Regions from separate parts of the Mus musculus genome. Here all the other regions are linked to region 2. The links are chromatin loops, found by intact Hi-C in ENCODE. Cell type or tissue: heart. All regions are shown on one strand. Each heading gives the region's core, and the rest is flanking DNA. Links, peaks and the distances in the headings are about the cores only.

Region 1 (8,080 bases), core at 1,631-6,630, 480 kb after region 2:
TTGTGTATTTACTCGTGAATAACAACTCATGACTCAGTCTCTAAAGAACTGTGGACCTAGTTTTTCTGTGGGCATTCAATATTTAAACATCAGAAAGCCCTTTTGACGAGGCAACTTGGCCAAGACTTCCATAATGGAATATGATGAATGCTTTTTAAATCTGTGTAAAGCCAACTAAAATCCCAGTGATGTGGTACAATCAAAAAACCCCTGATCTTGTGGAAGCTAACATCAAAGCTGAAATATGGAGGTGTGGACTCCATTTATCCCATGCAAAGAGTTAAGAACATACATATGTGTTCTCATTTATAAGGAGCTGTCATTTTGCTGTGTCTCGTCTGTCCCACCCATTTGTCTTAAGAGGAAAGGTTAGCCCTACACATATGTAGCAAAGGTGCAACTTGGTCTTCATGGGAGTCCCCTAACAACTGAAGCAAGACCTGTCCCTGACTCTGTTGCCTGCCTTTGAATCTCTTTCCCCTGACTGGGCTGCCTTGTCTGGCCTCAGTGGAAGAGGATGTACCTAGTCCTGTTGTTTGATGCACTAGTTGGTACCCATGGCACCAACCCTAAAGAGAAGGGAGGGGGGAAGGGGCATGTGAGGGTGGAACTGGGAGGAGAGGGGGGGGGGTGTTGCGATTGGGACATAAAGTGACTAAATAAATAAATGAATAAAAAGAAAGGAAAAGGAAAGGTGTCCCTCATATTCAAGGCCAAAAGCTTTAATCTCCCCCTCCTCCTACTTGCCCTGAAACTTTGCTGCATAAACAACTCCCTGTTTTCTTGTGTCTTATCAAGATAGCTGGCTATCTTGGCCCTTTCTCAGTCTCCAAACACTTGGGTATCCTCCTGCTGACAGCCACTGCTCCCTAAACCTGACAAGGCCCAAGGCTGCTGCTATTCAACAGCTGAGCTAGCCAGCCCTGCCATCTCTTCATGCGGAGGAGAGGCTCAAGCTTTGTGTCCACTCCTTAATCACCACAAAACCTTGCTTAGAAGATAAACTGCTTACACTCTACATGGATTTAGTGGTAGAGTGTAATCGACTCGGTTACTTTGCACAGTAAATACTAACTGTTGTCCTTGTCGGAGAGCAGGGGTGCGTCATGGTATTTGAGGACAAAGTCTCCCAAATCGAATGAGATACAAAGCTCAAATTCTTTTCTGCTCTGCTTCTTTCTAGTTGTGTAGATTTGAGCAGTGTACTTGATTTTTTTTTTAAAGAAGTTTGGCTTCTTAAGTAGACACCATAATCAAACCATACTTTGATAAAAGAAATTAAAGAGGGTGAAAGAGGTTAAGTTGCTTCAAATTCTATGTTCAGGGCATAGCAACTATTTAGATGATCTCCTTTGTTATAATTTTAGAATGCTTCTAATATGATGCTTTTTTTTCTTTGTTTCTTGTGGTACTGGTGATAGTCAAAGACACTCTTTTATTGCAGAGTAACGCTACAAATAGACATTTTTAATTTGTTCCCTTCCAATAGACACAACTCCTCGATGAGAAAACTCCATTTGCTTGCTGGTTTATTTGTTTGTTCATTTGCTTGCTTGTTTGTTTATGTAGTGTGGAGCATCAGACATGAGGCCTGCTACATGCTCAGTATTTGCTCAGTCTTCTACCACTGAGTTAAACCTGCAGTTTAGATATTTTATTCTTGGGAAGAGTTCAGTAGATACTCAAGAAGTAACTATTACACAAGATGGAATAGTTCCCTTCATAGTAATAGGCAGATACACTCTGCACCTACAACTCACAATCTCATTCACCTTCTAGGTACAGTTTGATGCAAATGCCATTCTGAAAGGATGACAGCTGGCATAGGAAACGATATCTCTTCATGAATCCATCATCCATCTTCCATTGAGACTGGAATAAATCTGCTGCTGTTTGGGAAGGGGTGTTTGTTTTGCACTTGAAATGTCATGTCTTCCAGCTGTTATAGAAGACAAAATGCAGCTTGCTTAACCAAGCCCTTAACTGAGACGACTAGGTGACAATGTTAATATTTTTCATAAGATAATAATATCTCCCTTGAGAGATAATTAGAAATCGCATGCTTTTTGTTGTTGTTGTTGTTGTTGTTTTATTTGGTTGGTTGGTTGGTTGGTTGGTTTTGGGTTTTTGGGGGGTGGTTGTTTTTTGGTTTTTGGTTTGTTTTTTTTTGTTTTTTTTTTTTTTTTTACTTTTAAATCACACCTCCGTGACATATTTATAATCTTTCAGGACTGATTGTTTTTTCCAAAGACAACCTTTCCCCAAAAATTTTTATAAGAGCTACAGGCACACACACACACCAGAATAATATTCCACTTTCAAGCAATTTTCAAATTTCAGAGCTCTGGAAAGGTAGAGTCACCTATAAGATAGGTTTAACTAACCTATGCCTAAAATAACTAAAGCTAAATAATCCTACAAATGTAAATATTTCCCCCATACCCTCCGATGGTGTAAGTACAAAGCAAAGCAGAAAGTGAAATAGACACCTGGGGAAGTAAAAAGAATGAAAGCTTTCAGGAAAATATGTATTCGGTTGGAAACAGCGGAGGTAGATAACAGGAGCTTTAAAATAAATGAAGAAGGCTAAGTAGCCAGCATGTATTCAAATGGAGTGTAAAAACGTTATTTTGATACAGATGGCAGCAGAAATAAGCTCCGAGAAAGGAAAAAAGCCGGTCCCATCAAAAGCTCTGCGGGTGTATTCTTGCTTTCTCCTGCTGCCTTGCTGCACATGCGCACAACAAAGAGAAACTGAAGCCAGTTATGAAATCATGGCAACCAGAAAAACTGCCATGGAAGGTACTTGTCCTCTTGGCACCTTCGCAGGATCTGAGAGGTCTCTCATTAGAGACAGGTCTGCTGCAGAATAATGAGCCAGCTCGTAGGGCTGAGAAAGGTTATTACCTCTTCCAATTGACATCTGCAGCTGTGAATCCTTAGGGTCTATGCTGGCCACGGACCCTCCTCTTGCTTCGGAAAGCTGGCACTGTTTAAACTATTTTTGTAGAATTCGCCCTCCATTAGCTCTGCCATGCTGGATATCGAGAGGGAAAAAAAAAACACTTTAATTTGAGGCTTCGTTAGGCGGTTGTTTTGACTCGTTTGCTCTATTGGATGCTGGGCATTTGTTGATCGACTAGGCCTATATAGAAAAGTGCCATGTCCCAACTAGAATGGGCGTGATTGTTTCCTCTGAGGTCAAGCCACGAAGCCATAGATGCTCAGCTAGAAAATATACTAATATATTTTCCCTGTTCTTACAAAGCCATTCATCCTTAGCAATAATACTGTTAAGCCTTTAATGGTGAGCTCAGGCAGAGTATCACACAGAGAAAACATCTCTATTGGCTCAAGAATATGTGCAAGAAAGCTAGAAGCTGACCCTTTCTAAAATATGGGTTTTCTTTTATAATTGTCACATGTACATTCTGTCTCTTTTCTTTTTATTGCCCTGATTTAAGCACAGACACTAAGAATGGTATATCTTTCTCCTACACTATGGGGCCTCACAATATTGTATCCTGTCTGTCTGCTCAACGGCAAGTAAAGGTGAGAGCAATGTTTTGTGAGAGAGAACGGTTTGTGGGAAGAGAGAAATCAGACATCGCTTCACTACCAAAGGACAGTTATGTTTTGTAGTGAATCCCACCACTCAGTGAGAGCCAACCTCCTGCCTCCAACTCCTTCTTCCAGTTCCTCAGCCAAAAGCTCCCCTCCCCACCCCCAAAATATCATACTATAGTTCTCCATTTCTCTGAGTCATGGAAACGGGAATGCTTTTAACTGGTCAATCTTTAATAGAATTTTTTTAAATTTCTCCTAATTTTAGATATATAAACACAATATCATTGTGTCATATTCAGAGCCCCAAATGTCATCTTTCTACCTTAGACTAATTCATGAAAAAGCAAAATTAGGAAGTTTCCAGGTAAGGTTGAATAGTACTCAAGGGAGAAACGTGTTCTACAAATCAGTAATGATCATGCCCACTAAAGAGAGCAAAAAGAGGGCCCAACCGGGGTGCCAGAATTCTCCACACTGGGGGGAAAATTGGCACCAACCACAAGCTGGAAAAAGATCTCTTCTATGTATAGTTCCTGTCCCCAAGGGTCACTCGTGGCCACACTTTGTCTCTGAAGACTGAGAACTGAATATTATTGGTTCTTGTGAATTATTTTGTCTTCCTTTATTGAAATTCAATGGAGTAAAAATAGCCACTGTCCATTCTCCCTTGCCTGCCAGCTCTACCTGGGCTGAGGTAGTGAGAAAGGACAGGAAAGGCTACTACAGATGTTGAAGAGAAGAAAGCCCTTTTGGAATGTGTTTGCATGACTCATAAAGAACAGCTATTCTTAGGTTTCCCGTCAGTGGAGATAAAACACTTTGTCCACTAATACAAGCTTCTACTTAAAATGGGAAGCCCAGGACCATTCAAAGCTAGATCCCAATAATAGGCTCTCATTACAGTACCTGTCCCAAATGCCTGGAGTTACATTGTATCATTCTACAATATAGGCTTACATTCTAGGCAAGCCTAGAACCCATTGCAAAATCTTACTAGCTTGGTGGTTTAATTTTTTAAGGTAGAACCACCTGGTTTTTAAAAAAATAAAACTGCCCAATGCAGTAATAGCTATTTTAATTCATATATAAGAATTGTCCATTTGTTTATCACACATGCTGTGGTTTAAAATGCTATGCCACCTAGAAAACCAAACACTGTTTATGGTTGCCTTTATAGAATTAGACATATAATAAAACTAAAACCTAATACCAATTATCTTTTGGATAAATTCACTCCCCCTCAACACCAACAAGGCAATAATATACTGAAACAGTTTACTCAAGGATTGCTCTGTACTTTGATGAATTAAACAACGCGAGTACTAGACAATTTTTTAAAGAAAAACACTGAAAGAAATTTTTTTAAAAGAATGAAAACAAATCCTCTGGACAGGGAGATAATACAGTGGGTTAGAGTATTTCCTATGAAAAGCCATGTCTGTATATGCTCGAGAGAACCCCAGTTCCTTGGGAAGGCAGAGACAAGAGGATCCTAAGAGCTTGCTGGTCAAGTAGCCTAGTCAAAAAAGACAAGTTTCAGGTTGAGTAAGAGACCCTTGTTCAAGGAGGCTGAGAACAATAAACCAAGATGCCTAATGCTTTGTTCTGGCCTTCACGTGTATGTATGTGTGTGTAAATAAACAACGTATGCCTGCTTATACAGAGATATACACAGTATCACACACACACACACACACACACACACACACACACACACACCAAGGCCCCACAACACCCATGTATCATTTCTTAACCTTCCTCACCTGTTATGTCACCTGGCATATCTCGGAGGTTTTCCGTGATCACTTCTTTTCGTGATCCTCAGGTCTGCTTTGGCGATAACATCCTACCACTCTGCCGTTCTGTATCTGTCCATCAAGGACTTCTAACGAGCTAGGGATGTAATATAGCAGATGCTAGAATGATTGGAAGCATTCGGGAGACTTTCGTTTAATACCAGCACTGGAAAATAAAACATAAATAAATAAAACTACAATTTGCAAACTTTCACGATGGTTTATCTCTTGAGATTCAGGATCTACGTGTTTATATTGAAGATTTGGAGTCACTGTAGTGAAATGTCCACGTGAAGTTTTATTTTTGTCTTTCAGTAAAAGGTTATGCGTTTGTTGTATGCTGATACATTGTATTACGCATATTTCTAGGAACTTACAGTGTCCTAAGGGATAAGCAGTGTGTTCTCACTGTTGCTGTGCTTCCTTGTTGTCTCTGCTTCAAAGGCTAAGTGCTTTAACATTTTATCTGGCAATTTTATGGATCTTTATGTTAAAACTAATACTTTTCCTTTCCATGTAGTCATTATGTTCTGTCTCCTTTGCTTTCCTTGCTGTTCTCCAAACCTGACCACTGCCTAGCAGCTACGCTGCCAGTCCTATTTGCATTATTAGAGGAAGCAATTACAATACTCTATAAAATTTTTTCTGATTACTATGCCTAGGTAGGTTCTCGTTTTGCTGATATTTGAGCTGTTTTTTAATCAGTAATCAATGATGAATTAATTTTTTTACATTATTTATCTCATCTTACATGTATGAGTGCTTTGCCTCTGTGTATACCTGTGTGTCACGAGCTTACCTGGTGCCTCCAGGAGTCAGAAGAATATCAGATGCCTTTGAGCTAGAGTGACAGACTGTTAGTTGTAAGCCACCACTTAAGCTGGGAATTGAACTTGGGTTCTTCACAAAAGCAACTCAGTTGCTGAGCCATTACTCAGGTTCCAACCAATGTTGAGCTTTATCCAAAGCTTTAATACACCCATGGAGATCATTTGTACCTCTCTCACTTAACTCTGTTATGTTCAAAACCACTGGAGTATTGTTCTAAGACGTGTGTTGCTCGAGTGAGCCTAAACTGTAAATGATACACAGTTTCTATTCTCTACAACATTTCTTTTATAATCAATGCATTTATTTCTTCAAACTTTTGTAACATTTGCCCATGGAATTGTCTGGCTCTCCTCTTTCAACTTCCTGAATCTTATGTTTTTATATTAATCGGTGTCTTTAAGGTAACAAAGTAACAATCACGGATTCATATTCTTTCTGAGTAGTTGGAACTGCCCTCCTAGTGATACAGATTCCTCTACATTGTCCACTGTTTCCCATTAAATTCTTCATATGATTTTCTTGCAATATTGGCCATATCCCTGGTTAGAAACTCCTTTTTTATTTTGAACATATTTTAACAGTTTGCCAATTATTTCTCATCTTTATTGATTCTTTTTAAAATGATTTAGTCAAGTTAACATCTTTCATATGCTTGCTCTCTAAGCAACCTCTACTAAGGTTATTTCTACTATTTTTAATTTTTTCTTTCCTTTTAGAGGGTAACATATTTTTCTTCAGGTGGTGAAGATGGGCAGGGATAGAGAACTACATTTTGTTATTTGTGGTTATCTATGTAACCTTTCTTTATAAAAATTTTTGTAATTCTATGCTGATAATTTCATCCTAAACAGTGTAAATTGGTTTGGATAATGGAATGTGAGCCAAAGGGACAAGGCGCCAGATCGCTTCCCTTCAATCAGGGCTGACTCATTAAGAGACATGAATTGGAAGTACAGGTGTGGGATTTTTAGCCTGAGTCATAAGATGGAAAGATATCAGAGCAGAGATCACCTCCCTCAAAGCCTCTGGCACAATGGTTCTCTCATCCTTCCTAATGCTTTAATACAGTTCCTCAGGTTGTGGGGACCCCTTACCATAAATTATTTTCATTTTTACTTCATAACTGTAATTTTGCTACAGTTATGAGTCAAAATGTAAATATCTTGTTTTCTGGTGATCTTTCAGGTTGAGAGTCTCCGCTCTAACAGAACAGTGGGTGCTCCAAAGCTCTGTTACATAAGCAAGAAAGACTGACTAAACTTTTGAGCTCATTTGTTATTATAGCAAAGATATTGGTATCTCAGAGGGAGATACAGTTGAACATAACAAACAATTGAAAACATGACTGCTGACACTGAGGACGATACAAGTTGTATATTATTTCCAGAGGCTGGGAAAATGGTGGCCTGTGGCCCAGTGTGGCGCGATGTTTAGTAAACTAACACCTGCATTGCCTTGAAAGGGAGATATTTTATCTACTTACTAAGGGAGGGCTTCAGAAGCAGTCGCCAAACAGAATGTTACCATCTACTTGTTTATTGCTATCCTCTGACCCCTGAATTGTCAGAGGAGCTCAGAAAAGTGCTAGACTGTGGTGTGATCAGGGAAAAGAGACATTAGAGTAACCAGGAGTTTTAAGGATTACAGAGATGAAAGGAGAACCGTTTGTATTTATTAAAAGTAAAAAAAAAAAAAAAAAAAAAAAAAGCTAAATGCTTCAACAAAGATGTCCAGGTTAAGGTATGCCTATAGTCACTATAACAATACTCATGGCAGCCAAGAAATGGGACCTATATAAGTATCTATTGCCTGATGAATGGATAAAAATATATATATAGAACTGTCACCAACCACATGTCCCTTCTGCATTGAATCCAACATGTCCA
Region 2 (8,080 bases), core at 1,417-6,416:
CAGGGATTGTCAAATGCATTCTTAAATGAGTCCCTTTATTTCAGTGTCACATAATACTCAGCCCTGAGTTATCATGAAAAACTAGAGAGCGAGGACATCTGTCCCTCTATCCTATGATACAAATATGTATGGATCAACCCCAGCATTTAAAGACTGTGGTCTAGCATTAAATTTCTTATGACTTCCCAGCTAAGAATATACATCAATTGCAGGAGAAAGAGCTGTATTCACTTTAAGGGAATAAAAATCTAGAAGCTGACAAGTACGAAAATCTTAAAACAATTAAAATAAGATTTAAACAGAACGAAACAAGACAAAGCAGTCTCGAAACTGGGCAACTGAGTAGACTCAATGGCTAAAGTCCTGCAGTGGTGGAGCACGTCTTTAATCCCAGCATTGGGAGGCAGAGGCAGGCTGATTTCTGAGTTCGAGGCCAGCCTGGTCTGCAGAGTGAGTTCCAGGGCAGTCAGGGCTACACAGAGAAACCACCACCACCACTACCACCACCACCAACAATAAGCCCTTGTCATACAAACCCAATGACCTTAGTTCAATACCTAGATCTAATGTGAAGGTAGAAGAGCTGACTCCACCGAGGAGTTGTATTCTGATATCCCCACATGTGCTTTGAAACACACATTACCTCCACATGCATCCACACACATTCACACACACCCAACACAACAACAATACATTGTTTAAAAATTAAAATTCTGGAAACACAAGGTCGGAAAGATGGCTGCTCGGGGGCTAGAAAAAGCTGCTACTCTTGCAGGGCACCAGGGTTCTAGTCTCAGCATTCCATGGTTGCTCACACCCCTAACTAAAGTTCTAAGGGATCCAGGGCCCTCTTCTGGACTCCACAAGTTCCAAGCACACACATGGTATACAAACATACCAATAACAGTAAAACAATTTTTAAAACTTATAGAAACACATACAATTTTAAATTGATGCATACATAAGCAGTACGCAAGAATTCTGAAGATTTAGGGTTTTTTTTTTATTTTTTGTTAGTGCAAATGCAGCATGTGATACAGTGATAATAATGTCTTTGTCATTACTTATAAAGGAACATTAAATGCTCCAAATTTCTTAGCACGTTTTTTGAGATCACAGTGTTGATGGATAAACCAATCAACAGTTTCAAAAATACTGAAAATTAATAGCACTTATACCGAAGAGCTAATTCTCTAGTGTTAGCATTTTGTCAAAGCTCTGCTCCACAGTTACCTGACAATAGTCAGATGTGCCTGGCTCACTATAAAAGGGGCTGCTTGCCCCTCCTCTCTCTGTTGCTCCTCTCTTGGTCTTGCTCTTCCCCTTCCTGCTCCTGCCCTCTCCCCATTCCCTCACCACCCTCTCTCTCCATGTACTCATGATCTGCCTCTACTCCTCTACTCTCTCTGCCTTTCTGTCTCTACTGCCCTCTCAACTCCCCTCCCCATTCTCTAAATAAACTCTATTCTATACTGTGCCATCCTGTGGCTGGTTCCCGCAGAGGCACCCCCTTCCCCCACACCTGACTACAGATACATCAAACATATTCTTTCTCTCCTTATCTTTTTATAAAACACGAAATCTAGTGTTCAAAATAACATCAAACCTAACATAAATAAGCACATCCATATACTATTATCAATATAGAAGACTTGGAATAAGGAATATACTGGAGTCAGAATGAGATGTCCAAAATTTATTAAGCTAATCTTGGGAGCAGTCCATTGTAAAAAGTGCTGTAAGTGTTTGGTTTCCAACCCTGGGACAAGGGACTAAATACCAAAGCAGACCTGGCCTCCAGATTCTCCAAGCATGCCTCAGTCCCTGCCTGGCATTTGCTGCTCTCCAACCTTAAACTTTTCAGTGATGGGCTAGGCTGCCTTTTCCTCAGAGGCTCCTCCCTATATAACTCAACCATTTTGGGAGCTCTCTGTCTCTGTCCCTCTCTCTGTCTCTGTCTCTGTCTCTCTCTCCCTCTCTCTCTCCTTTCCCTGTCTCTCCCTCTTAATTCCCCTCTCTCTCCCTTCTCCCCTTTTCTGCCTCTTGTCTCTGTGTGTGCCATCAGCCTTACCCCCACCCCCATGGTGACTTCCCTTGGTCTCCCACCTTGAGGCCAGTGAATTTGCCTGAGAGCAGCTCCCCAATAAACCTGCCTTTGATACAATCTAATCTGGCTTGAATTGTCTTATTTCACTGGCAGCGGAGAAACAGCCTATCAGTATGGAATTAAAATAACACATAGAGACTTGTAATACATTTTAGAGGAATAAATTAACATGTAAGACATATTTGAAAAATAAATACCAAATAATGCAAATGTTTCTCTTGTAACTAGTAAACTCATCTTCCAACTCCAAAATTTAAAACTGTTGTCGTTTGCTGACACTAAAAATGTCACAGGCTTTTCTTAGCTTGCTCATTTTGTTTTTGATATGGGATCCTCTAATTTTGCCCTGGCAGGCCTGCTACTTGATAGAAAGACCAGGCTGGCCTTGAAGTCGTAGAGATCTGCTTTTGCTTAGGGAGTGTGGAGATTATAGTGACGCCAGTAATTATCATAAGGAACACACAAAATCAGAGTTTATCTCTATTAAGGTAAAGCTGAAAAGCTACTTTTTTCCTGTCTTGGCCTTTGGAGAATTGACTTTTTGTATTTGACCATGTTCATCTTGCAGGTATCTATGGCTAAGGGGCACTTTAAATATTTAAATATTTATATGCATATGTACATGTATGGTTCTATGTGTATTTTATTGTGTCAATTCATAAATAATCATTATGTTGTCACAGCAGATGCTGTGAATTGTACCAATCTTTTTTTCATAATCAACGAGAAAGGCAGGGCTCTAGCTACACAGTCAGCAGCATCTTTGGTTTGGTGTGGTCTGTATTCTCATCTGTCTTTGAACTCCCTGACTCACAATGTTTGTGTTGGAAAGCCTACATCATACTTTCCCGCTTTGCTTTAAAAGTTTCTATACATTTTTTTTCTAGGTATAGCTTCTAAGGCCTCTGTCATCGTCAACTAATTTTAGTGTAGTCTCTGCTTTGCTCCTAGAATTTTATTAAATGCAGGAGGCCCCAGTTTCTACATACAGCGACCAGCTCTAGAGTCTTCAGGGCTGTAGCTCAAATCTAGCTCCCTCTGACTGATAGCTTTGTTCTTTCTCCAAGGTCCTTGCTCACGTTATTTTTCTTTGCTGCTGTAGCAACTAGGAAATGACATTCATTAAAAATATTTAGTGTGAAGCAGAGAATGGAGGAATGACCATCCAGAGACTGCCCCACGTGGGGATCCATCCCATAAACAACCACCAAAACCACACTATTGTGGTTGCCAACAAGAGCTTGCTGACAGGAACCTGATACAGCTGTCTCCTGAGAAGCTCTGCCAGTGCCTGACTCATGGCTCTAACTGTATATGTAGCAGAGGATGGCCTAGTTGGTCATCAATAGGTGGAGAGGCCCTTGGTCCTGAGTAGGCTCTATGCCCCAGTATGGGGGAATGCCAGGGCCAGGAAGCAGGAGTGGATGGGTTGGTGAGCAGGGGGAGGGGGAAAGGGATAGGGGATTTTTCAGAGGGGAAACAAGGAAAAGGGATAACATTTGAAATGGAAATAAAGAAAATATCTAATAAAAAAAAAAGAAAAAATATTTAGTATGTCTTTTTTTTTTTTTTTTGAAACAACAAAAACCATTTTTCGCCCTGGGTAAAACAGATTGAGGAGAAAAATACATCCAGCATGAACATAAAGTATATATCACACATCACAAAAGGATCCAGCTGGAAAATGCTTCGAGACACCACTTACTTTATTAAAATTGCAAGACGATGAAAATGGAAGCTTTTACATGTCTCCTTTCCTGTCAGAGCACGTGACCCCAGAGGAATGCCTGACATGGAAGGCAAGTAGCTTTCCTTGCTGGGTTTAGCTTCTGCTTTTGTTTGGTTTGGTTTGGCTTGGCTTGGTTATTGATTTACTTTTGTATTAAGAAGTTTCGCTATATTTTAGAACTAGGAATTTACATGGTGGACAGAAGTCAGCCTGGTTTGAGAGAAGGGATTGCGAGCTGGCAGGCCATTCAGCACTCACGGAAGGACAATGGTCAGGCACCAGTCTGCGGTCTGCGAGCACTTGAAGTATTGTGCTGAAAATAGAAGCAGGAAGGAACTAACTCTCTCCAATGTTCACTAAGCCGAGCAGCACAGGGCACACAGAGCCCACACAGCTTCTCTACCCTACACCCACGACCCTCCCAGCTTTTCTTTTGCTACAGTGCCTTTCTCACAAGAAGAAAGAAATGTGCATCGCTCACTTTCACAACTCTGTTGGGTCTGGGAAACACACATGTTACCCAGACCAACCTGATGAAATCAGAAGAGAAGTTCTTGCGCCTTCTGGGAAGAATTTCTTCCTCACGAAAGACATGCAAAGATAAATGCCCCCTCCCCCGTTTTGCAGGTTTCCAGATACGATATGATACCTGGGGCTCCAGCAGCACAGAATCGCACACACTGACCCGCCCAGATCTAGCAGCTGCTGAGAGACTCTCTAATCACTGCAGTTCCTGGTCTTGAAATCAAATAAGCATCTAGAGTGGAAGTTGTTTTCAGCTGAGTGTGCTGTTTCTGGAAGTCATGTCCATCCTAGCTGAACATCCTTGGGACAGGCACCACAGTATACCACGGTCATCTTGCTAGCCAAGCATTTTTAGAGAAAGATAACTTTGGCTCAGAAAGATTTGTCCAGAGTCTCCAAAGCTCTGGGAGAAAAGATGTCATGATTAGACTCTGGCTGTGCACCTGGGTATCTCCGGTCTTCTTTGCTTCGCACCACTCCATCCCTGACCTATTATTTAGACTGGAACAGTAGAGGCAGGGATATCTTTGTTCCGAGACTATGGAAGGCACTAGAAGAGATAAGAATTGGCAAAATAATAATAATGATGATAATAATAATAATAATAATAATAATAATAATAATAGGTGTATGACTTTAAAAATGAGACATGTTACATACAATTCTTTTAGAGTTACAATTATAATTAACTATGGGTAACAATGAACCCACTTACAAATAACTATGGGTTATGAATCTTCAGTAAGGATCTCTTTCCCAGTTCTCTTTTCCTTAGTTAACTGAAAGTCCAACAACTTAACTGGAATGGTTTTCAAATCTACCTCTGGCAAACCTTTCCAAGTCTTCTCATTTGAAAAAATACAAAAACACACACACGGAACATAGTTAAAGCAGGAAAGAACTGAGGAAGCACAGCAGAACATCTAGCGTCCATCCCCTTGTAAACCTTACCTGAGAACTCAGAGGGAATTAGTGCAACATTTTATGAGGCCCTCGGGCAGGTGGAGCTGGCTGTTGCTGGAGCAATGGATGGAACCTTTCTGTAGAAATGATTTAGGAAGGTCAAGGATTCTCTTCCTGGGTTCCCCTTCCCTCTACTTGAAGGAAAGAACCATTGTCATTAAATCCTGATCTCCGTCCCCTCTTGTCTGAATGAGCCTTATCTTTGCTACATAGGATTCCCTCTTTGGGAGTTTCTCTCTCTCCCTCTTTCTTTTTATATCAGTAATATCCTCCGGGACAACTAACATAATGTTCATTGTTGATGATTCAAAGTTGAGTCACTAGAGCATGCACAAGTTCAAAATAATAAATTTTCAAAGCTCAAATCCAGGCAAATAACATCTGTGTAGAAATGTTGGCCAAAGTCAGATGGCACCAAAATGAGATAAAATTATACCACATGGAGTCTGCCTTCTATGCCAGCCAGCCATCAGGGCAGGCCATTTGTCTGGTAACCCTAAAATCTGGAATGTGAAAAGGAAATTATTACGGTACACACCCAAGTAGGAAATAAACTTCTGGGAATCATTGGCGTAAGAAAGACTACATAATAGTGTGTAAAGGGTTCAGCCAGTTACAGTTGCTTTCCTAAACATACCTTGATAGAGTAAGCATCCACTGTGGGGAAAAAAAATAAGTGAATCCATTTATCCTTCACTATTTCTGGTCCAAGCTACAAATCCTGGTGGATTAGCCTTATGGCCCACACCTGCCTTCTCGGTCTCTTCTCACACTAACAGCTCAGGCTGTCCTTCCAAGCACCAAACTAAAGAAGCACTCCTGCTCAGAATTCCCCAGTAGTTCTCATGATCACTAAAAGCAAATGTCCTAAGGTTTTATTTCTCTGAGAAGACACCGTGACCACAGCAACTCTTATAGAGGAAAGCATTTAATTGGGGCCTGTTTACAGTGTAGAGGTTTAATGCATTATCATCATGGCAGGAAGCATAGTGACCTGCAGGCAGACACGGTGTTTGAGGGTAGCTAAGAGTTCCACATCTTGAGCTTCTGAGACCTCAAAGCATGCTTCCACAGTGACACACTTCCACAAGGCCACACCTACTCCACCCTTCTAATAGTGCCACTACCTCTGGGCCTATGGGGCCATTTTCTTTCAAACTACCATAATCATAGTTATGAAATTATTTTTGAAGCTCTTCATTTTTCTTCCCTTTTACCTTTTATACTCATCTAATTGTCTCACAAGCCCCTCCAGCCAAAACAATGGTCTCTTGTCAGAAAACCCCACAACACACAGTCTGCTTACACACCGTTGCTCAAATGCATGATCTTAGTAGGATCCTAGAGTCACTCTATTTAAATTTCAAATCTTCCAGTGCCCAAACATTTCCCCAAATGCATTCCTGGCTTCATTTCTCACTGAAGCATCTCACAGCAGATATAATATATTGATTTTTTTTGTTTTATTTTGTTTGTTTGTTTGTTTGTTTGTTTTTTGAGACAAGTTTTCAATATGTCACTCAAACTGGCTTGGAACTCTGGAGCTGTCTGTCTCTTCCTCCCACAAGCTGGAATTACAGGCATGTGCCACTATGTCCATCTAGCTCAAAACATTTCATTGTTAAAGTTTTTGTTATTAATTTCTTTCATTTTTCTTCTGTATTAGTACAAACTCTTCACTAGACTGCTGGATATACAAGGGTATGAGGGGTTTTTTTTCCTGTTATTTATTTATGTAATCAATATTCCATCTAAAGAATATACAATTGACATCAATGGCCAAACATTGTGGGAGAGTCTATTTTGGATGCTCCAACCCCATTGAAGGTGCTAGTTGGATTCAGTTACATGATGTGGGTAGGAATCACATTGAAGAACAAAAAAAAAAAAAGAAGAATATTCCTGAGGCCAGCTAATATTCAGAACTAATCAGGTGTTGCTTTCGTAAGTCACAAATAATAGAACTAGATAATCAAACTACTTAACATGTAAAAGTAATAAACACTTAGGTAATAAGTAAATTAAAATTTTTCCTAGTACATAGGTAATAAATAACTGCTAAACAAGTGTTATCCCAGCTTGCCTATTTACCTGAGACATTGGCTATAAACCTATCAAGTTCCCTGGCTCCAAATAACTTAAACAGAACAATAGTTTATTGGAATTAGATCGAAGTGTTGAAAAACCAGACACCGAAAATGATTAAAAATGAGAGAAGGAGGCTAAAGAGAACACATAGAGGTTAAGAACACTTAATGCTCTTGCAGAGGTCCTAGGTTTTTCCTGCACCCACATGGTGATTCACAACCTCCTTTTATCTTCAGTTCCAGGGGATCCAATTCTTTCTTCAGACCTCTGTAAGTGACTGCACACATGAGCTGCACATGCTTACACTCAAGCACTTACATATATGTATTGAATAAAGAAATAAGTATTTTTTAAAAGAATGAAGGGAGGCTGAGGAGAATGAAGGAGCTGAGGAGGAGGGCAACCCCATAGGGAGACCATCAGTCTCAACTAACCTGGACCTCTGAGATCTGTCAAACATTGAGCCACCAACCAGGCGGCATACACCCACTGATATGAGGCCCCCGACACATATACAGCAGAGGACTGCCTGGTCTGGCTTCAGTAAGAGAAGATGCACCTAACCCTCGAGAGACTTGAGGCCCCAGGGAGTGGGGAGGTCTTGTTGGGTGTGTGGGGGGGGAGGGGGTATGCGATGTGGAACAGTCAGAGGGCGGACCAGGAGGGAG
Region 3 (8,080 bases), core at 1,022-6,021, 470 kb after region 2:
CTCCTGCAGCTTTCTCCTCAAAGAACTTTTGTTTTCCTATCTGTGAATATTACGGGAAGCAGGAGAGACAGATGAAAAGATGAGATTATTTTACGAAATGACAACAAAATTAATTGCAAAGTTGCCAGATGCCACCTATGACTGTGTAGTGCTTATGAAGTCAAGGCAACAAGGGAAGATGGGCAATTGTATTAGTGTGAGCTTTGGGACAGCAATGGGCACTGCATAATAATAATAATAATAATAATAATAATAATAATAATAATAAACAGCATCAACTTCTCTTTTCCATTATTTCCAGCAGGAGGTGGGAGCATAGACACAAGGGTATGAGAGCCTGTGTGAATCAGAAATCCTCTTCTCTTCCTTGTGGACTCTGTTCTTATCTAAAGCTCTGTTGAGGGTTGGTCTAGTGCTACTATGTATTCAAATGCAAAATACTGGCTCCCAAAGTCTGGTTGTGCCTGACCGGCAGATCTTCACCATATACCAAGTGATGCTATGTAAACTTTGCTCTGCCATTGAAAGTTAATTGGTTAATAAAAGCCTGTGATTGGGCAGTAGAGAGAGAGAAAGGTGGGACTTGAGGATCAAGTGAGGAAGGTCTCAGGAATGACCGGGGAGAAAAGGAAAAAGGCGATGGAGAGAGGAGGAGACCACCACGAGAGGAGAGGGGCCCTAAGCACATGGCCAGGAGATGTGGACCCTGAGGACAGGCTGATGAAACAGAAATAACCTGGGAAAGACTCGAACAGCAAGGAACAAGGTGCATATGGCTGGGATGTAGGTTAGGATAGCTCAAAACCTGCCCAAACTAGGCTTCCAGCTTGTAGATAAAATACCAAGATTTTGTGTCTTTTGTATGGACGAGCTAGAATAAATAAATCATTTATAAGGATCATCACCAATCAAAGCAAGTGTGATGAGAAAGGAAAGAGGCCTTATTCAACACATGCATAGCTTATTCTGACTTCACTACTTTCTTTTCTTTTCTTTTTTCTATTCAATCTGTATTTTTTTAGAGAATTTTTTGGTATTTTTTAATAATTTTTTAAATTTTAAACTCCAGATTTTATTCCCCTTCTGATCTACCCTCTGACTGTTCCACATCCAATACCTTCTCCCAGCCCCGTTGTCTCCATGAGGATACTCCCAATCCCCATCCCACCAGACCTCTAAATTCCCTGGGACACAAGTCTCTTGAGGGTTAGGTGTATCTTTCCTGACTAAACCCAGACCTGGTAGTCCTCTGCTCTATATGTGTTGGAGGCTTCATATCAGCTGATATATGCTGCCTGTTTGGTGGTCCAGTATATGAGAGATCTCAAGGGTCTAGGTTAATTGAGACTGCTGGTCCTCCTACAGGGTCTCCCTCCTCCTCATCGTCTTCCAGCTTTCCCCTAATTCAACCACAGAGGTCAGCAGCTTCTGTCCATTGGTTGGTTGTAAATATCTGCTTCTGACTCTTTCAGCTGCTGCTTGTTGGGTCTTTCAAAGGACAGTCATGATAGGTTCCTTTTTGTGAGCGCACCATAGCTTCAGTGATAGCGTGAGGCCTTGGGACCTCCCCTTGAGCTGGATCCCACTTTGGACCTGTCGCTGGACCTTCTTTTCCTCGGGCTTCTCTCCATTCTAACCAAAACAAATCATTTTCGGGAAGCTGCCTGGCTCCTTGTGTATTCACAAGGATATATGTGCCCCGAAAGCTTCATAGAGCTGGAGCCAAGTTCGGTTCTTTCCATCATCACTCTTTGTACGGGATTTTATGAAAATCAGGTGTGTAATACAAAGAGTCTAAGAAAATCTGTTGGAGCTCTACTCAACTTCTGAAGTTCTGGCAGTTAAAACTGTTAAATGCACTTAGCTGCAGGCAATATCGGATTCGTCCATCTACTGCTGTAGCCTGAGCAAACTAATGGCACAGCCTCCAAGTCCAGCTCTTTTCTGATTTTTATAAAGTTTGGCTAGATACAAGTCATGCACACTTCTTACATTGTATCTGCAGCTGGCTGCTTCAAACTAGAACGACTTGAGGTATGTCTTCATTGATATGTCAGCATTGACACAGAGTCGATGCCACCTCTAAAACTTGAATAATTTATCATCTGATTCAGAATGTTGTTGACCTTAGAGTACCATTAGAGTATTCTGGATAAAGTCCTGGTGGGATCCAGACAGCACATCCTCTTATTCTGCATCTCAGTCTGTGGGGATGGAATGGCCATTTCACCTGGGTAGCCTAAGACCATCGGAAAACACAGAGACTTACATTACAATTCATACCAGTAGCAAAGTTACAATTATGGAGAAGTAACACAGATAGTTTTATGGTTGGAGCGTCACCACAACATGAGGAACTATATTGAAGGGTTACAGTATTAGGAAGGATGAGAACCACTGCTCTTGGTTAGTGCTGAACCTACCTTGAAATTGAAAGTCAGGAAATTCATAGTTTCCTTTAACTAGCTTTATCATTCAGATCTCCATACCCAAAGAAAACTTCCAATGAAATAGTAAGACATTTAACTCACCTTGTCTTTTAGGCAATAATGTCTGGAAATAGAGCAAATAGCTCACCTGACAAAAGCAAATATTTACTTGACTAGTTCCCATTCACAGACAAGATCAGACTATGAGCTCAGCAATTTAAGGTACACCCCCTAGAAATACACATGGCATATTTAAATGATATATATTTATGGTCAGCTATCTTAAGACCTTAGGATTCTCAATGCATCTTTCTCATTCTAGCATGTAGCACAATATATAGTGTGCTATGTGAACACACATTGGAATATTTGCCTGAACAGACAAGATTGAAGTTATGCAAAGATATAGACCTTTGCTTGAGTTATTGAACAGATTACAAATGAATTTTTCCTTTCCAAAAGAAGTGGGGGGAATCACTTCACAGGATTTTTTTTCCTTAATGCTCCTGCAAAGATCAAGTGTTTGCTATGGGCATACTCTGCACAACTCCCATTGTTTTTGTTATATAATGGTGTTTCTTCCAAGATTCATGCTAAGTCCTAGCAGCCAACATCCAGACAATGTACAAGTTGAGCAGAATCAAAGAAGTGAAGGGCAGTTAGGATTTCCACCATATAGTCCTCACCCTAGGAATCCTTAACTTGGTTGGATGAAGGGTGTAGCAATTAAAGATGGACCCATCTAGATGAAAGCAGTAATTAATGTATCATCAAGGCACTCTTTGGGAACATGAAAACACCATGAACCATGTGCCTAGTCAAAATCAATCTTCCAGTTATGTGTCTCCGCTTAAATGCAATGATAATTTTGGAGGGAGGGTTACCATTTGAAATACTACTGAGATGAATCACAGGGAATTTGTGGATGTCATTCTGCATTGCCCATTGCAAAAATCTTTTCCCCTGGAGAAGTGAGCCAGCTTAAGAGAAACCCCTAATAAGAAGAAACTAAGCAATAGCGTCCTCTGCCACTGGAAGTGAAGAGAATATGGACCTGGAGTGAGGGAGAGGGGGGAAGGATAATTTGGTTGCACATAAATACTGTGAAGGGAAAAAGGACAGGCATCTATTTTTAAGCCTGTGTCCTGGGAAACTATATTCCCTGTGCTTAAAGCCAAGAGCCTTCTTACACAATAAATAATTCAGAAACCCCACAACGAGTGCCTGGCTAGGACACCTACTTCCTGCAAGCTGCCTTTTCAGCTAATCTTGGAAAAGGCCATGGATCGACCTGCAGCTCAGACGGAATCTCTGCTTTCCACCTAAGGATTAGGAGCAAGGCCCTCAGCCAGAGGACATTAGGCGGAAACCAATACAATCCTGACATTGTTGGGGCTATTTATAGCTTATTGTTTCAAGAATTTGGAAATGACTGGAGTCCTTGTGGCAAACTTGAGATCTCATGTATGAATTTGGCAGGCTCTTTTCCTGGAGCAGAATTCAAAAACAAACTCAAGATACCGTGCACTATTGAAGGGAAATAAGACAACCCCAAACTCCCTTCTTTTTGCCCTTCTGGGTCTCTCAAGTTCCTTCCCTGACATTCACCTCAAATGACTTTAGTGAAAAAGTCAGTAGGTTTGAAGTTCTCACAAATCCCAACTTTTTCAGGGCAAAAATGCAAGGAAGCAAGATGCTCAAATGCTTGCTGTTCAGTTGATCACTGAATTTAGTGTGATCTGTGCAATGCTAAGAGATTCACATGTATTGATGCAAGTCAATGGCTAACATGCAAATTACAACTTTGGTGGAAACCCCAAGATGCCATTGAATGCTAATTTATGACTCCATGGAAAGGCACTATGTACCAAGGCAATCAAGGCTACATTGTTAAAGGATGGAATGTCTGGTGTTTGTTTGTTTGTTTCTTGTCTCCTCAGACCCCAATTTGTGGTCCTTCTGAGCTCTTGTAGAATATATATAGTCAGTTAAAAACTCCCATAAAGGCAGTAAGAAAGGTGGAGAAATGTATTCCTCAAGGGAAGAAGAAGGAGGAGGAGGAGGAGAAAAGAAGAAGGGATAAAGAAGAAAGAAGAAGGGGCAAGGGGAGGGGAAGGAGAAGAAGAGAAAGAAAAGAAAAAGGCATTTTTGTGTGAATGGCAATTTTTTCTTTCTTTCTTTCTTTTTAATTTCTGCAAAATTTTAAAACTCCTCAAGGTTACTGACATATGCAGGTGAATAGCAACATGTTATTTCATTATTTGCTGGGCTAGAGAAAGAAATGAGATAAAATTCTTTGGGGCCTTGAAAATTGTATGTCCCATTGAAAAGCCTCTATAAATCTGTCAAGTAAACAGCAGGTGTCCCTACCCTTTGCTCTCACTCCTCTGCATGCGACCTCAGAAAGAGCAAGCAGGAAACGTCCTTGTCTACTGATATTTCCTCGGGCTGCCAAATGCTTATTTGCCCCAAGGGGCATTTCTGGGGTCTGCAAGGGAAAATATTTCAACTATTATGGCTGTCAAACCAGATGGCTTGGACACAGGTATTAGGTCTAATGACAAAATGGGAACCGGTCGCTTTGATCAAGTCAGTTTTTATTACTGGGAACACTGACAGGTGAACCAGGCTGCTGACTGGAACTGCACTGAAAGTTGGGATGGAGAAAAGTAAAGTTTTAAAATCATCTCTTTACAAATAAGGGCATCTAGCTACTAGTTTTTCTAGATAAGCTGTGGTCTTTGATCTAGAGCAAATGCCTCATGGTTATGGAGGTCATGGTTCAGCAAAAAGTAGAATGCCTGGACGTTGGTTGTGATATTCACCTACCTTCTTTAAAACCAGTGTGTTTGGAAAAAGATAGAAGGTGTTATGACACAGAGAAATTAGCTGTTAAATATAAAGAGATACGTTCTTTGAATGGGCTTTTCAAAACCTAGAATAGATATGATGATTCAGTGTTACAGCCTCCTTGTCTTCCAGGTTCTGTTGCCCAATGTATCTATTAGTTCTGTTATACCTCCCATGATTCTTAAAATCCTGCTTTGTTCTCCTATTAATGCAGGTTACATCTCCATAGCGCCTTTTATCTCCTAGCATATTGCAAACATCAATTAGCTGAGCTACCCATCACCCCTATGTGGGTAGAAATACCCTATTATCCTAATTTGAAAGCTGGGAGAAAGAGGTTAAGTGAGGTAAGGTGACTTGCTAGTCGGTGGCAGAGGCTGAAATGGTCTTGAAGCTTGATATTTGGTCATATACATTAACTAGCAGGTGGTGCTAACAACTAACATGAGAACTTCTAGGGTTGGTCTTTGTAACACTTGGGGATATAAGTAGTAAGGTCTATTGCATAAAGTCCTCCAGTTTTCACATTATTCCACTTGTGCTTCTAAAAATAAAGTTCCTTTGAGAAACCTAAAGAGTGCCTTTCAACTTAGCAACTAAAACAAATATCTTAGAAACTAAACGTATTTTGTTATTCTAGGTAAAGCTATTGTCCAAAGCCTGGATCAGGAAGAAATGGCTGCTCCCCCCACCCCAAAAGGCCATATAAAATGAAATTAACCTTTGATAGTAACAAAAGTAACCATTCACTGAGCACCTGAGCTCATACAGTCTTGGAAAGGATGCTCAGCCCACATCTAAAAGCTGCGAAAATTAAAATGCATGGAGATTAAAATGAATTATCCAATAGCTGGTAAACAGGGACCCCCACATTCAAATGCAGACATTCTCTCTCCAGAGCCCACACCTTCAAGCACATCACCATAACTATTCCATTGTCTGCCTGATATGCCATGTTCCTCTTCTCCCCCATGAGAAGTTGCTCATCATCTGTGTCCAGCATCATTAGCACCAGTACGAGTGCTATGTTGTGTGCTGTACCAAAATCTCTGAAGAAAAAAGGAGTGAGATGCACCTGCTCTGCTTAATAGCTCTACGTCTTTTTCTAAAGAGGTGAAAATAATTTTGAGGCTTATCACCCACCTACCCCCAAAATCAATTTCCCAGGTACTTTTATTGTTAATGTCCATCTGGATAATCTTTGACATTCTAAATTACTTATATTCCCTGGTACTATCATTGTCCAATAAGAAAGTTTTGCACTCGGTTAAGAAATTCTATGTATCCTAGGAGTACCTGAGCATCAGTCGGCACAGCCTCACTGGAGAGTAACCCAGGCAAAAATATCCAATCTGTCCCAGTATGGCTGAAACCAGAAATGTGTGATATTCCATCTCTTCACGTTCTATCCTCTACTCAACTGGCCAAAGTATTTGCCACCATTCGTTGGGTGTTTATGTTGAGTGGACACTATGTTCTGTGCATACTTGGTTCTATCTGTTTGAACCCTCCTCCAAGCTCTTTATCATGGGACCATCTTCCCCCACTTAATATGTGAAAACACAGAAGATGTATTCTTCACCTCTTCAAAGACGACACATCTCAAAAGTAGCATTAGAAGCAATTGACTCGGGAATATTCCTCCTGAGCCAAGCACAAGCTACCCTACCATCACACTGATAAGGTAGTCCTTACACCCTCTTGAATAATTACCAGTATTATACGCATTCTATAACTACTGTCTAAAGCAAATGCTTTGTTAAAAAAAATAACAGCTTCATTCAGAGGGAGCCTCAGGTTTTCTTTTGCAGCAAAAGGTCATCTCACTGGGTTATGTTTGCAGTTGAGGGATGAAGGTGGCTTTGCTGAAATCCCTGCAGAGTCTGGAAGAAGAGACGGGGAATTAGGTCACTGGCTGGCATCTCAAGAACAATCGCAGGCAGGAAAAAGCTGATCTTATATATTTCAGAATTGATTCCAAGCTCTTTGGAGGTGAAACCTACTTTCTGAGAGACAAGAAGAATAAACGGGAGGGGAGCTGATTAAATTCTATACAACCACAGTTTGTGAATTTGTCTGTTCAGTCGATTAGCTACTAAAAGAGATGGCCTTTAAGGCACCCAGGGAGGTTTGAGCTCACCCTCTGTTATCCTTCCTCCTGAATAGCACGGTACAGTCCTGGGGAGCAGATGAAAGCTGCCTGGCAAGACAAAGGCCTAGGTATGGCTTCTTTTCTCTATCAGGAGAGAAAAAAAAAGCCAGAAGTGTGGAAATCCTTTATAGTTAAACTATTAAAATTGGTCATTCCTTTCTGCTTTTTTTTCCCTAAAAATTTCTTTAACTTCATTCTTTAAGAGTAATCAAGCAATAAAATTTCTCCCTGGGTGAGCCTCAGACATGAAAGAGACTTATCATCCCCTCCTCTTGGAAAGCCAGCACTCAGAATAACCACTTAAAAGAGAACTGGCTACCGTTCATTTTCCAAAGGAGATCTCAGCACTGGGCTACATTTTCAGTTGAGGTGCCTGACCCCCAAACTCTGAGGAATTATTCAGGATCGGTGAAAGAAGGTAGAGAGTGAAATAAAGCAAGAGATGTCTGAGGTAGAGAGAGAGGCTCTACGCCCTGCCCAAGTCCTGTGACCTTCTACAATCCTGCAGCTCAGGAGAAGCTTCCTGGGGCAGCAAGAAATCAAAGAATAAGAAAAATAAAAGTGGGAGCAAAGGTGGAAAGAGAACTAGAGAGAAAAACTAGAAATGAAATTATTGCAGAAGAGTAAAAAAAGATTCAAAGGGAAAGAG
Region 4 (8,080 bases), core at 976-5,975, 210 kb after region 2:
ATCACTGCCCCAAGCCTCTGCCTCCAGACTTGCCCAGCTTGAATTCTTTTCCTGACGTCATCCAATGATGAATAGTGATGCAGAAGTGTAAGCCAGATGAAGCCTTTCTTCTCTACTTAGCTATTGGTCACAGTTTTATCACTAGGATAATGATCCTAAGTGAGCTACAGTCCAGAGCATGTATTTGAGCAGTGGAAACCCCGTGTACATCACCAGCGAGCCTGGTCTTCAGGCCTTCAGAGTCAGATTAGGTTTCTAGGTTCTATATGACACAATATGGGACTCAACATCTTTATTACCCTATTTCTTTAAAATAAACCTTGGTGTGTGTATAACCTGTTGGTTCTGTGAAAAGTTTTGCATCAAAACTGGCCTCCCCCCAAAAATTGAGCGAGTATTTTATGTCCCCAGTGAACCCAGAACACAACAGACTTATGATCCATAGACTGTTCAATTACTCTTCCAGACCCAGACAATTTTCCAGATATGCGCTACATGTACCAAATACGGACACACTCAATACAAGTTGTACCGTGATAGATGCTTCATTAAAAGTAAATGTGTAAGAGTCTTTTCTTTAAAATGCATCATCTTATGTATGGCCTGCCTGACAATTAGCAGGTTATAGTTATATATTTAGGCATATATATAGATATATGCCTAAATAATATATACATATATACATGCCTAAATAATATATACGTATAGAATATATATGTATATATAATATATGTATATATATGTATATATAATATATGTATATATAATATATGTATATATATGTATATATAATATATGTATATATATGTATATATAATATATGTATATATAATATATGTATATATATGTATATATAATATATGTATATATAATATATGTATATATAATATATTTTATATGTGTATATATGTATATATTATATGTATGTGTGTGTAAAAATGAAAATTAAAGAAAAAAACATCATGAATTTGTGAGGGAACCAGACAGTTGTACGTACATGGAGGGGAACAAGGAAAGAGGAAGTAGGAAATCGATGCTAATAGAAGACATTCCTCAGGTACATTTATCAAATTTCATAAAAGTAAAGAACATCTGGGAGCTCACTGTCCATGCTGTTACCTTGAACTTATTCTCTGATGTCCAAAATAATTCCTCCTGTCATTTTAAACATGACTGTTGACTCATGATTTTCTTTCACCCCTCTCCACGTTCCTTTTTTTTTGTTGTTGTTTGTTCGATTGTTTGTTTAACTTACCCTGTGCAGGTTGGGAGAACCCTTATAACTCAAGATTGTTTTGAATTCTGTTCTTATATTGTTTCAAATGTTTTTCTGCTGATCTTGATTATCTATTGATATGGAGTGAAAGTTAGCTAGCATTGTAGTATCATGGTCACTTCCTATTGCTGACAAAGCACAATGTTTTGAATGCCCCACTGACGCTGGCTGCTTTTTGTTTTGTTTGTTGCTCTTGTTTTATTCCTTTGGGTATGAGTACATGGGTTGAAAGATATGCCTATACAGAGATCTCCCTCTGCCAGTCTGATTACTGTGGCCATTGAGAAGGTCTCGCTTACTGTGTCTGCCTGACTCCATTGCTTTTACATCAGTGCTGTGGACTTGAACTAAAATCTGCTTGCTTTTATAACAAGCAAATACTCTTAGCCACTGAACCATGTCCTCTGTCCTTGTTTTGATTCTTTTGTTTAGCATGGATTTAGGTACTGTATTTTGTTTTTAAGTATTTATCTGCTTTTGATCTCTCGCTAATGATTCTAAGCTTTATACTATCAGTTTAGTAATCTCAAATTCATTGACACAGAAAGTATTTCATTAATGAATTACTCTTGGACCCACTGATCCTGGGATGCTGTTCCACTGCTGAGAACTAAGTCAGCTACCTAACTGTCATCTCAGGATATTTCTTTGTTACCTCTGATAGTTCTTTTATCCATAGCTTTGGCCCAACTTTCTTTTACTTGGTTCAGCCTCTAGATTTATACATGCTTAGAGCAGACAGCAACCAATCAACATAAAATTAATCCTAGGTCTTGAGGTGTTTTTGTTTAATAATAATCCAAATTATGTGTGTCAAGTTAATTGCAACAATTGACACAGGTTTTAGGAGTCCCATATTTGTCGTGCTTCAATTCAGTTAATATGAGAGTGCCATTGTCACAGATGCTGTTTCTAATGTGTTGGATGTCGCTTCTAGATGAACAGCAGAGATCCTCTACTCTGTCTCATATGTTTGCATTGCAATTAAGCTTGTAAAATTTCCTCATCCGTTTTCAGTAATACAGCTTCAACCACGCATGCAATACTAAAATTCCAGATTTTCTGCTTGCCTTTTTTATTTCATTGTCGAAACAAAAACAAAGCCACCATAAAACAAAGCCCAAGACTCTTGCTATTCCCATAAGTTTGAAATACTTTCCTTTCCTTCATATCTGCACATAGCTGTGGAATTCTGGTTCTTCCTTCTTTGTGACATTCACAGACCGCCACCTCTTGTATTCTCTTTCCTTCTGCAGTGCGTAAATGAATACATTTTGAGTTTGCAACACCGTCACAGATTCCTAGAAAGAGGGTGATTCATATTCACATAAAGAAGTAAGCATACTTAATTGATACCAATTATTGACTGATTATCATTTTCTTCAAGCGGGGTACTTTTAGCTCGTGAGGAGGAGTGGGCTAATCAGACGCCAGGATTGATTGCATCATTGTGCAGTACGTTTGCTGTCAATGAGTTTTGCTCCGCCCACCCCAGACATCTGCAAATATAGATGAATAAGCAGTTACTTGGTACTGTGGGACTCATCTTAAAACACATTTTAACTTCCACTTTTGTTCTCAATAGGATGCTTACCAAGGATCAAAGACCATTGCTTGCATCAGTTTATACGGATTATAACCCCACATCCCTCATATGACACCGAACCAGTACTATCATGAATTATCATAGAAAGTTTCTTATTTCCAGTACTTATTTAAATAGATCATCTATGGGCGAGGATTTTGTTTGCCAGTGTGTTTTAGAACAGTACAAAGAAAACATGAATGAGTGACTGGGTAAAGAACTATGGCATCTCATTTAATCCCCAAAGTAGAATTAAAACCTTTATTTTTGTTCTCATGGGTTACAAAATTCAAATTCATCCATGTATGGTTCCTGATCTATACTCTAAAAGATTCTCTTACTGAAAATAGCAGTTTCTACATAGTTATCAGAAAAGAGGAAAAATATTGGCTACGTGGAGAAAAAAAAAGGTACAACAAAAAACAAAAACAAAACAAAAACAAAAACAAAAACAAAAAACCCCCTCTAAAAAACAAGAATGGAGAACATCACCTTACATAAGCCTAGGTATTTTTATTCATTAGCATTTGTCAAGATTCCGTCTTTTATCATGTCTTGGCAAGAACTTAGAGTTTATTTTTAAATTTTCTCTCAACACAAGCTACTCCATTGTCTTCTTGTGGTTTTAAGGAAGATTGCCAGTGGGTGTGGTTAGGTTGTCAGAATCAGTCATGTTGTTTACTTCGGCTTTAATTGTGCTCAGACAATGATCTGTTTTACACATTACACCTTGACAAGCTCTGTGTAGGACAGTATATCTCAATGTGGTTAAAAAGAAAAGAGCAGACGCCTAAAAACACTCATCCATTGATTCCTGAGATGCCCAACACAACCGGTCTCACTATCAAATGGCTCACATATCAAATGTTATATCCCTAGTATGTGATATGATAACAGATTTTGTAACATGTTCCCCTGAAGTACTTCACTGCTAATATTTCTGGTTTAGTGTTGTTTCTCAAAATATGCAGAACAATCACTTATAAAGGAAGTGTTGTTGTGTGCTATCCACAGCAGAGGACTTGGCAAAGCTGATGTCTGAGTCACCAATTCAAAACTGGGAGAACTGGTGAAAGTCATATAACGTCTCTGAGGGTTAGTCGATCCATATGCGTAATGAGTCCATGCACTGTCTTCTGCTCTGCAGGACTGCTGGTAGCTTTAGATGGGAGGATGTTTAGGAACCCACCGCATGCCGAGAAAAATATGAATCATTTCTAGTACGACTATGAAAATGCATTGCTCCATTTTCTTTTAACCAATCTGTCTCTCTGCCTCTCTGCCTGTCTTCCTGTCTCTCTGTCTCTCTGTGTGTCTCTCTCATATGTGTGTTGTTGTCTGCCTGTCTCCTCATGTGTAAGTGTGTGTGTGTGTGTGTGTGTGTGTGTGTGTGAGTTCTGCCTGTTTATCTGCCTGTGTGTGTATGTCAGTTTGTATGTCTGTGTATGTGTCTGTCAGTGTCTGTCTGTCTTTCTGTGTCAGTGTCTGTCTGTCTCACTGTGTGTGTTGGTGTCTATCTGTGTGTCTGTCTGTCTGTGTGTCTGTGTGTCTGTCTCTCTGTCTGTCTCTGTGTGTGTTATTTATCCATGCACATACATGTGCACATATACAGGTCTGAAAACAATCACAAACACCAGTCCTTCTTTTTCACTTTGTTCAAAACCTTTCCCTTTGTTTTTCTCTCTATATGCCAGGCAAGCTAGCCCACACCTTCTGGGGATTCTTGTCTCCTCTTTCTGTCTTGCCACCCTGGGAGCTCTGGGGTTATCAAAAAGTGCCAGCTACCTCAGGATAGCTCCTGCCTGAGTTACCTAAGTTCTGAGGATTCAAACTCAGCGCTTCATGTTTGCACAGCACTTTATCCACAGAGTCGCGTGCCCTTCCCACTTCTTTAGTCAATCTATCTGTTCCTCCATTAGTAAACACAGTAAAGGCACTTAATGGTCAGCAGTGTTGTGATATGAAGTTAAGCAGTGGAGTGGGATGCATCCCACAGCTAAAGGTGGCCCTATACTAGTGACTGACTTTGTTATTCCTCAGTTTCCACGTTCACAAAGTGGCCATGCTAGTATTTCCTCCTCATAATGACAACACAAAGATGAAATAATTTCATAAGCATTACGTACTTATAACAATCCACAATATAATATGTCCTTTACGTTAAGTTAGCTATTACTTTTTATTATATATTGATAAAATGGTCCCCAGATATAAAACATGATAGATTAGAAAATAAACAAAAGTCCTGAGGATTAATTTTTAGAAAATTTTGTGTTTAAAATATGAGTAAATATTTCATCAGAGGGCATGTTCTTTACCAAAGACAGATAGTCCTCAGTTTTGTAGAATCCAGCTCTTCCATGGAGGTTACAGACTGGCAGAACAGTGCCCAGTCATTCTCCATTTATTCTCATAACTCGTGCAAGCATGCTTTAGTAACCAGATCTGAGTATTCATTTCTTCCACAGTGTGTGGAGCATGGCAAGTATTCACTACATGTCTGAGTGGATGGAACTCTCAAGCACTGGTGACAGACTGCCTCTCTTTGCTGAGCGGGCCTGGCACACGGAGACTGTCAGTGCCTCTACATCGTCCCTATGGATGCATCACATCATGAGAGAGAACTGATACAGGTCAGAGTCTGTTCTATTTTAGTTACGGGATGTTTACCCATAATTCACTTGGACTCTTAGAGGAATGTACCAATGAATAGAGCCACCAACACATTTTGATTCATTACTGTCACTTGCACATTGCACCCACCCACCCCATTCTTTGTAAGAGGAGCTGTTACTACTGGTGAATGGGATACACTGAAGTTCATTTAGTGACTCAGTGATTCATATGAGATAGCAGAAACATACAAGGCTGATTAATAACTGATCGAAAGGTCCCAAGGCAGAGATCATCACTACCAGTCAATAGTCTCCTTGAGCCCCTTAGTTTTAAAAATCAGAGGTCACAGAGATCGAAAAAGAACTAGCTCTTCAAACGACCATTCCTTTCGTATTCATTGAGTCAATGCCGTTTGGGTGTGGATGAGTGTGTGTACACGTATGTGTGTGTTTGTATGTGTGTGTGTGTGTGTCAGTGTGTGTAGAGACCAAGGGATAATATTAAGTGCCTTTCTCATTCACTCCTCACCTGACTTCTTGAAACAGGATTTCTCACTGAATCTGAAGTTCACTGATTTGGACAGGCTCCCGGCCAGCAGTCTCTAGGGATCTACCTGCCTCTGCCTCTCCAGTACTGAGACTGGACCCTCACACCACTGAGTCTGGCTTCTTATGTGGCTATGGGGATGCAAATCAGGGCTCATACTTACAAATGAGTCCTTTACTGACCAAGCCTTGTTTCCCAAACCCTTCTTTCAACACACTTTAATATGAACATTTACTTGGGCTTCTTTCTTAGAAATGATGAGTAAGCTCGCTCACAATTTGCTCTTACCAAAACCCTGGAAGTTAGCATGCATACAGAAAGAGAAGACTAATGTGTCCAAGTTACTGTCCTTATAGCAACAGTGGGATCAACAAGAAAATCCAGCAATTCCTACTTGAAAGGTGGTATGCTGGTTTCTGGGGCCTTCAAATGTTCTTAGAGAAAGTTCTATTTACATTCCAAAAGCACCAACTCATAGGTTAGCCTGAGAACTATCCCTTAAATAGAGGAAATGGCTTGAAGTGAATTCCTGCGTACCTCTGCTTATTTATTCAAGCATACTCTGTGTGTGTGTGTGTGTGTGTGTGTGTGTGTGTGTGTGTGTGTGTGTGTGTGTGTTTAACGTATGCAATTTGACAAAATGAATGGTATCCTGCACCATGGGAATATAAAATTCCGACATTAGAAATTATGGGTTGGATCCGACAAAGACATCATGATTATAGTTTTTTTTAACTGTGTGGTTTCCTCTGCACTTGAAGCAAATGAATGGCACCCCTACTAATTATCAATAGCTATTTTCAAAATTTAACCCGTGGTCTTAACAATAGTAATTATTAGTATATGTATAGAAAACTGGCAGAGCAGATGCAGTTCTCCATTCACAAAGTTACAGGTTTTCTATAAATAAAAGAAAGTGATAATTATTCCTGGAGAATTTGCACTTTGCATATGAATGAGCAAAGGAATGGGAGGGGCTCTCTTAAGGTATAAGATTTGAAAACTAGCTGGTTAGGATTTTCAGCTTCCATCTGTAGCATGCCTTTCATTTAGATTACTCTGGTGCTTCCTCTGTCCTGAAAAATGATTAAACAAGACTAAAAAATGTAAGCCATGCCGTCCCAATTAAGAAATGTTCTTGGGAAACAATTTCTGGTAATAATATCTTGTTGAATAGGGTTTTAAGGCATGATCTGTCTTAAGGAAAGTATATCTAATAAAGTGATATGACTATTTCAGCTATTTGATTGATTTTTTTTTTGAAAATGCATCACTGTCTGAGTTGATTTTCTGTTATTGTAACAGAATACACAAGGCTGGACGGTTTAGGAAGAGTAGTGGTTCGAAGTTCGTGAAACAGAGGCTGGAAGTACAAGATTATGCAGGGGTATCCAGTTAATGCTTCATGATACTTTATCTAATGGTAGAAAAGCAGGAGTAAAATAAATTAATAAAACACAGTAAGTGAGGAAGAAAGGGGGAACAAAAATGTCCCCAGAGGCAGCAAACTCACTTTGCAACCATTCACCCTGTAAGAAGCACTCCAGTCCTTGTAGACTGACAATTCTCTCACCATTATGGTAATTAACTCAGTCTTGAGGGAAGGCCATTAATCTATCTTAAACAACTTATTCACCACTTAAATGTCTTTGACCCTGGCCAACACTGTGAAATCAGGGACTGAATTAGAATGTAGATTTTGCAGAGGCAAAACAAATCTAACACATAGCACCACCCACAGTTTGAATAAGCAAGATGACATTTTGCATATAGGAGAGCAAATGATGTATATCGCAGGGTGGGCAGATTATTTAAGTCTATGTGTGCTTTAGTTAGTGTTTTCAAGTTCTCCTTACCGTGCTTAGCCTTGCATTTCCAACATTATATCAGAAGCAAAATCCTCCAAAGTTTATTTACAGCAAAATTTCCATTCCAGTGACTCCATTTTGATGTGTTGTTAATGGAATCCCAGAGCAACTTTGAGAACAGTTCTACCTTCAGGCTTTTATTCAACCTGCATGCATGCTTAGTGCTTTAGGATATGGGGTGGATAGTGG

What was found. Hi-C counts contacts between places; a loop is a spot of excess contacts. Peaks named below come from ENCODE experiments on the same cell type or tissue, not always from the same donor. Only the 100,000 strongest peaks of a DNase experiment are listed, where the experiment ranks them.
Region 1: it touches region 2 in a loop (2.5-fold over the local background); 2 of 42 quality-filtered maps call a loop at or near these places.
Region 3: it touches region 2 in a loop (2.6-fold over the local background); 2 of 42 quality-filtered maps call a loop at or near these places.
Region 4: a loop joins it to region 2, with 2.8 times the contacts of the local background. A loop is called at or near these places in 2 of 42 quality-filtered maps.

The regions. Positions count from the first base shown.
Region 1 is chr10:99,673,027-99,681,106 of GRCm38, reverse strand. It overlaps Gm35101 (a long non-coding RNA gene), which reads right to left. Exons shown (of 5, transcript XR_380741.2): 3 at 5,331-5,529; 4 at 2,908-3,037. Among named protein-coding and RNA genes, the nearest start is that of Gm35101, 16 kb to the right of the region's middle. In heart, for the core only: no CTCF peak of the experiment used is centred there; a DNase peak (open chromatin) is centred at 4,206.
Region 2 is chr10:100,156,485-100,164,564 of GRCm38, reverse strand. No RefSeq gene overlaps it. Among named protein-coding and RNA genes, the nearest start is that of Gm35533, 16 kb to the right of the region's middle. In heart, for the core only: no CTCF peak of the experiment used is centred there; DNase peaks (open chromatin) are centred at 4,124 and 4,514; H3K4me3 peaks cover 533 bases; H3K27ac peaks cover 1,626 bases.
Region 3 is chr10:99,682,867-99,690,946 of GRCm38, reverse strand. All of the region lies in intron 4 of Gm35101 (a long non-coding RNA gene), which reads right to left. Among named protein-coding and RNA genes, the nearest start is that of Gm35101, 26 kb to the right of the region's middle. In heart, for the core only: a CTCF peak has its summit at 3,864; a DNase peak (open chromatin) is centred at 3,716.
Region 4 is chr10:99,947,341-99,955,420 of GRCm38, reverse strand. No RefSeq gene overlaps it. Among named protein-coding and RNA genes, the nearest start is that of Gm35437, 48 kb to the right of the region's middle. In heart, for the core only: no CTCF peak of the experiment used is centred there; no DNase peak of the experiment used is centred there.